2 separate regions of the Homo sapiens genome follow, and region 1 is linked to region 2. A link is a contact called in ENCODE POLR2A ChIA-PET data. All regions are on one chromosome and are shown on one strand. The core of a region is the stretch at or near the end of the contact, and the rest is flanking DNA. Distances in the headings are between cores, read along the strand shown. Region 1 overlaps LAMP2 (lysosomal associated membrane protein 2). Region 2 holds the start of NKRF (NFKB repressing factor).

Region 1 (3,418 bases), core at 164-2,663, 850 kb after region 2:
CTAAAAAGAAAAGGAAAACTGGCTTGAGCTGCTGTTCTTAAACTGATTTTTTAAAAAATTAGGTTGTAAGTAGTGAGGACCTTAACAAAAAGAAAATAAGAAGGCAAAGGAATTAAGAGGAGATGTCAAAAAGGGGGAGATTTTAGTGTTAGGTTGGTGCAAAAGTAATTGCAGTTTGTGCCAAAAAAAAAAATCGCTTACTTAGGTTGGTGCAAAAGTAATTGTGGTTTGTTCCTTTAATGGCAATTACTTTTGTACCAACCTAAGTAAGCGATTTTTTTTTTTTTTGAGATAGAGTCTCGCTCTGTTGCCCAGGCTGGAGTGCAGTAGCACAATCATGGCTCACTGCAGACTCAACCTCCTGAGCTCAAGCAATCCTCCAGCCTCGGCCCAGCGAGTGGCTGGAGGTACATGTGTGTGCCACCATGCCTGGCTAATTTTTAAAGTTTTTTTGTAGAGATGAGGTCTCACCATGTTGCCCGGGCTGGGTTCAAGCAATCCTCCTGCTTTGGCCTTCCAAAATGCTGGGATCACAGGCATGAGCCACCATGCCCAGATGGGAAGCTGCTTTTTAAAAGGGCAAGCTTTGGTGCTAGTACATTTTAAACACTTTACAGAAATACTTAGACCTGAACACCATATAGTCGTCTTCAGATCATTTGCCCTTAATCAAGTCCTACAAAAACTCCCAAGAACCAATGAATCAGAAGAAATATTCATTCTAACACTAAACAGAATAACTTCTGAGTGTGTATGCTTAAAAAAAATCCCAGAGTTTCAGCATTAAGTCAGTCAACGTGGAATTTCATTTGTATACGTGTATCTAAAGGATAAAGTCAATTAAATTCCTACTATAAAACTCAAAGAAAAATTAAAATATATACTTACATAAGTTTTATTTGTAGTTTCATAGCGTACTGTGAAATTCATCTGCCATTTTGCATAAAGGCAAGTGGCATTTTCTGAATCTGTCAAATTAAGTTCCAATGCATAAGACCGCACAGCTCCTGGATTCATTTAAAAAAATAATATTTTAAAATTGTACTACAAAAATTATATAAATTAAAAACAAGCTCTACCCACCACTGAAGTTCAACCAGCTCTAAAATGAAACAAAAGTATTTTATATCTATATATACACATACATATATATACATATATGTGTATATACATATATGTATGTGTATAGATACAGTATCCTGCTGACTGTTTTTCTTTGTATTTTTAACAGAATCCTATTGATAAAAAAGTTGGCATTATCCCTTACCAAAAGAATGGTTACTAGACCTAGGATGCTTAGGTCATGGCTCAGACTGGTGACATTTATTTGCCTTTTGCCTTCAAATAATCATTTCCACATGCATTTATACCTTACTAGTTTTGTTTTAGGCAATTACAGTTTGCCTGTTAGGACTTGTGGTTTTTGCGGTAAATGAGGTAAGAGGAAGCCTGGTAGGGGTGTAAAACTTCTCTCAAACCAGCTGGTGAAACATTCACTGCAAAAATAATGATAGATCCGATATTCTACCATCTTTTTGCTTTAAATCCTGTTGCAAGCTACATAATCTATGACACACGGATGTCTTCCCAAACGATTTTATTCTGATGTGATCAGATACTCTTTCTATCATGTAACCAAGGAAGCAGAGTTGCAAAGGGCTGTTAAATCCATGAGAAAAACATGAATTCTGATAAATGCAAAGTTCATCACTGTTTCACTTTAAAATCGAATTGATTAGAAAGGCTGATGAATTTTTTGACGCAAAGTTATTTCCTAAATTTTCAACCTGCTACCTCTTTAGGCAGAGAAATGTTACAGAGACAGAAAAGCCTTGGAACTTTTCAGCTAACATGGTGGATCTTCTACACTTAAACATAGAAACATTATCTATTAAACTGAAGAGCCCAAGGACTCAAAATACTAATTCAGAGGAGAAAAAATATCCCAGCAAACATGCCAGCAGCATAAATATTGGGCAACCATTTAAGGGATTTTCTTCACTGTATCACACATTACCCAAAGGGTAAGCTGTTTCCTGTTAAGATACTTGCATACTCTTTAATAATATCTGAGCAATCCACTGTCATCTACAGGTACAGACTTGCTATAGACTAGAGAAAAGTGCTAAGAGGAATATCAAGAAGGTATGCCTCAGCAACAGCTTTCAAGTTGTATAGAAGAGCCTATCGTCATGCTCTGGAGACCTGGCTGCTTTGCAAGCCAGAATATTATACTAAAGCTTGTGGTTACTGACAGTGACTAAATGCATTGGCTAAGGCTCAAAAAGACCTTGTGAGGCCTAAGTAGGTTTTATGATCATTCTTTTCTAAGTACAATACGGAAGGGAGCTGTTATACTTACTGATCCAAGGCTCCCTGCCATGGAGCCAAGAGCTCCAACTTACAATTTTAATGAACTGGAGGTTTGCTTTTTATATGCAGTCTTTTCTCGGTCTTGTTTAAGGTCTCTAGCTTTAGTATATTATTCTCCTTGTATTCAAAACATTCAAAAGTATTGAAAATTACCAAGAAAAGCCTCACATGTATTAATCATTTTCTTTCCAAATATATTAGAATAACAGGAAGAAGACCATGTAAAATAGTAATAGCATCGATAGCTTGCATCAATGTGTCTTAGGGTGTGAGAACTGACGTTTTATGAAACAAAAGGTAGAGGTTGTGGTTCAAACGTATCACTTAAAATTAAATTCAAGATAGTATACCTGGTGGCCCGTAAACAAGAGCTGAGAAACACCCTGAGGGTTCTGGCACACTCTGTTCCATTCCCTTCACAGCCTTTCTGCCTGAGTGCAATTCTTTCCACTTCTTGGTCCCCAACTCTAACTGCACAGGGACCACTTTTACTCAATATCTCTCACCTCAAACTCAGCAATTCCCAAACTAAAATTCATTCTTCTGCTTCCTCCAAACTGGGTCCCTCCTCAGCTTTGCTAGCTCTAAATGAAGAGTGGGATCAGTCACTCAAGCTCAGTTTCAGAAATAGCCTCTACTTCTTTCTCTTCAAGAAGTCCTATTGATTTTTTTCCTTCAAATCTTCTCTTAAATACAATCTTTGTCTTTTATTTCTACTCCCAATCTATCACCCCACACCTAAATTATGACAGAAAATGCCTAGATACCCCTAGAAGTGCTGCCAGATTAATAATCCTTAAGTACCATTTCCTTTTAGGACACTTTCTTGTTCAAAAACTTTTACTGGCTCCAACATTCCCATATGAAATTTAAATTCCTCTGCCTGACTTTCAAAGTAATCTTTAATCTTGTCCCATCCTATTCCTTCAACTTTTCTCAAACTATTTTCCCAGAGCACACCCTTTAATCCAGTTAAACTTGTTTCCACTGGGCTCAAATGCCATACTCTATTCAACCTCTACCCTGGGCTTCTATTGTTCCTAAC
Region 2 (3,417 bases), core at 82-2,581:
CAGACACATTATGCGCAAATCTACAAGCAAGGCTGACGCTGCTGCGGCTCAGAGAGCTGATACGTACCGCCTCCCCAGGAGAAGACAGTAAGACCCTGCTAGGGGGCTGCAAGTAGAGGGGGGTATTTAAGAGGAATGGAAAAAGAGAGTGGTCAGGAGGAGACTAGAACAGTGGGGTCCCCTCGCCCTTCCCCCACAACTCCAACTGTCGAATATATTCTCTGCGGATACTGCATCCTTGGAAGGCCCTACGCAGGTCCGAGATGCTGCTATTCATCATTCCCCACGTCCTCTAATACCGCCACCAACTACAATGACCACCTCTCAATAATCCTCTTCTAGGCGCTGCTTCATCTCCATCCCTGGTCCTGGAGAGGCCGCTTCCGCGATCTCTGCACCCTCCTAGCTGTTATGTCATGCCCAGCCACCACAGTCGGCCACCCCACCCCCAGGCCAATAGTGATCCCTCTAGTGCCCTCCAGCACCTCCAAATCTCCAGCCTCCAACCTATCCTCCGCATCCCGCCCCCGTCCCTATCCCAACCACCATCATCGATCCCTCCAGCGCCGTCCCTAACCCGATCCCCCATCACCGATCTCTCACCCCCGTCCCTAACCCGACACCCACACCTTCCTCACCTGCAGCCCAGGAAGACGTGGTTGGTCCAGGCGGCGGAGAGCGCGAGGAGCTGGTCGAGGGCAGCCCCGGGATAGCTGTGCAGGTGCCGACAGATGAAGCTGCGCCGCAGAGCCCACTGCCAGTCACTTTCGTGGCTATAGCGCCACTGCTCCAGCACTGGCTCGGGCGGGGGCGGCGGGAGGGGCGGCAGCGGCGGCGGCGGGAGGGGGGGCAGCGGCGGCGCGACAGGAAGTCGCCCCCCAACAGCAGACGTCCTCCAGCCATCTTCTCCGCCCCCAAGCAGGGACCCCAGGGACGAAGCCGACTACGGACCGCGAGCTAGGCAGCTAGCAAGCGGGCGGAAACGGGGGGCCGGTGGGAGGGGCCGGGTAAGGAGGGGCGCGCTGAGGGGAGAAGATCAACTCTCGGGGGGACTGGAGTGTGTGCGTGGGGGCCACCGTTAGGAGGAAAAGAGGAGCACGAGCTCGCGTCCCGACACTGGGATGCACGTCCCCTACACTCCTCTAACTCGTGGAGGAGCAGAAGGGCTTCCGCCGCACTCACGCGCGAGCCGGGGAGGCCGAGTCAGGCTCCGCACCTCCACGGATCCGCAGACCCACGCACTGCGCGGAGAGCGATAAAAGACCCCAGCACGCTCTGCTCCCCTCCTCTAGGTTCTAGCCTACCTACCCGCGTGCCGTCCGGGGTTGTGAGGCCAGTGCGCTTGCGCCGCGGCTGTTCCCTAACTTCCAAATCCCGTCGCAGAATCTCGCGCGACGTACTTTTTTCCCTCCAGTGACGACTACGGGCCTTTGACGCACTACGGTGACAAGCGGAGGGCGGGGACTCCAGAAAGGGAATTTAGGAAGGTTCTCTGAGGTTCGAGAATATGGTTAGAAGGTGCCCTCAGATGAATGTTGGTAGCCCACGGCTCGTCTGACGCTTTTCCCTGGATTTTTAAGCGGCGCGACAGTGAGACCATGTTCCTTGTAAGGGATTTAGGTCTGCACTGGACTTTACATTAAAACAAAACAAAACAGTCAGCTCCCCGAGGTGCCTTTTCTTCAGAGAGTAGCTTGAAATGCTCTGTGCATCGTGCATCATTAGCTTTGTGTAATAGCTTACTGCGGAAACGTAGTAAAAATGAAACACTTGCCAAGAAAATCATCCACAGCGCCGCTTCTCAAGTTAGCCAGTTTCAAGTCCATACTGTATCCCAATTACGAACACAGATACTGTTTACACAGTTCTGATCACGATTGCAAGTCTGTATTTCACGTATCAACTTAAGTGCAAAAGATTACAAGATACAAAAGGGGCCCACAGAAGAGGGTACTGCAAGGTAGAGCCGCTCAATCACTGTAGCCAAATGTATCACTCCACCCGGAGTCAGCTTCACTCAATAACTTCAGTCCCTATCTGCCAACCTGTGTCACGAAAGCAGTTAATCAATGAGTGTCTGTCGGCGGGAATTTACACAGCACCTACTGTGTGCTCAATACAGCAAGAGTACAAAAAAGAAGGAAAGAAAGTGGGTTTTCTCTGTTGTCCTGGAATTGACTACAATCTTGGTGGGGAGAAATAGCCCTGCATAAAACTAAATGTTCCACCAGGAGCCGGACCATTGGATGAGGTGGCTTTAACACACTACCATCTTTAACTCTTTAATGACGTATTTCTAATTATATGACACTTTATGTTAGGGGTGTATTAGACTGAGAGGAGCAGAAGATAACAGCACTTTACACACTTTCATAATTTATTTCCACGTCTGTCTTTCTCCGTGGTGGGCATTCATGTTTATTGGGGTAACAATCGAAATGTTTTTAAAAAGTTCACAAGGTGATACATGCTGTGAAGAAAATAAAACAGGCTGGGTGCGGTGGCTCACGCCTGTAATCCCAGCACTTTGGGAGGCCGAGGCAGGAGGATTACTTGAGGTCAGGAGTTCGAGACCAGCCTGGCCAACATGGTGAAACCCCTGTCTCCACTAAAAATACAAAAATTAGCCGGGCGTGGTGGCAGGCGCCTGTAATCCCAGCTACTCCGGAGGCTGAGGCAGGAGAATCGCTTGAACCCGGGAGGCAGAGGTTGCAGTGAGCCAATATCGCGCCACTACACTCCAGCCTGGGCAACAGAGTGAGACTCTGTTTCAAAAAAAAAAGAAAGAAAGAAAACAGAGCAGTGCAAAGGCAAATGACTGGGGGAACACTAGATGAGGAGTCAGGTGACCTAAATTCTCATCTCATCATTGCCAACAACTATCTCTACAGCCTTCGGCAAGACACTTCACCTCTGTGGCCTTATTTTTCTCACTCGTACAATCATTACTTGAATTTATTATCTCTAACCTTCCTTCGTAGTACTATATTCTTTGATTTGATGGTTTAGAGACTAACATTACCTCAATAAACATGAATGCCCACCATAGAGAAAGACAGACATGGAAATACAGAATTCTGAAACTGAAAAGTGCTGTTATCTTCTGCTCTTCTCAGTCCAATACACCCCTACGCATAAGGTGTCATATAGTTAGAAATATGTCATTAGAGAGTTAAAGAGGGCACTGAGTCAAAGCCACCTCATCCAGTGGTCCTACTGCTGGTGGCACATTTAGTTTTACATAGGGCTATTTCTCCCTACCCAGCTTGTAATCAATTTCAGGACAACAGAGAAAAACCACTTTCTTTCCTTTTTGTATTCTTGCTGTATTCCACTGGAATGTCAGTTACATGAAAGCATGGAACTCATCTGTTTTGGTCTTAGCACCTATACCTTGATCCTGCAGGCACTCCAGAG

The links. ChIA-PET counts read pairs that join two places held with the same protein, here RNA polymerase II (POLR2A).
Region 1: POLR2A ChIA-PET joins it to region 2 with 32 read pairs in OCI-LY7. The contact joins the enhancer-like site here to the promoter of NKRF in region 2. POLR2A ChIA-PET finds 5 or more read pairs at or near these places in 4 of 52 experiments (BJ, H1, OCI-LY7 and 1 more).

Annotation. Positions count from the first base shown.
Region 1 is chrX:120,455,763-120,459,180 of GRCh38, forward strand. It overlaps LAMP2 (lysosomal associated membrane protein 2), which reads right to left. Exons shown (of 9, transcript NM_002294.3): 2 at 889-1,007. Among named protein-coding and RNA genes, the nearest start is that of LAMP2, 12 kb to the right of the region's middle. Within about 2 kb of position 1,414, at least 8 of the 41 ENCODE cell types and tissues checked have a DNase peak (open chromatin) inside an H3K27ac peak, as active enhancers do; they include OCI-LY7, where a contact is called at or near this core.
Region 2 is chrX:119,605,093-119,608,509 of GRCh38, forward strand. It overlaps NKRF (NFKB repressing factor), which reads right to left and starts at 1,332. Exons shown (of 4, transcript NR_163972.1): 1 at 639-1,332. RefSeq lists a silencer at 866-915 and an enhancer at 1,456-1,565.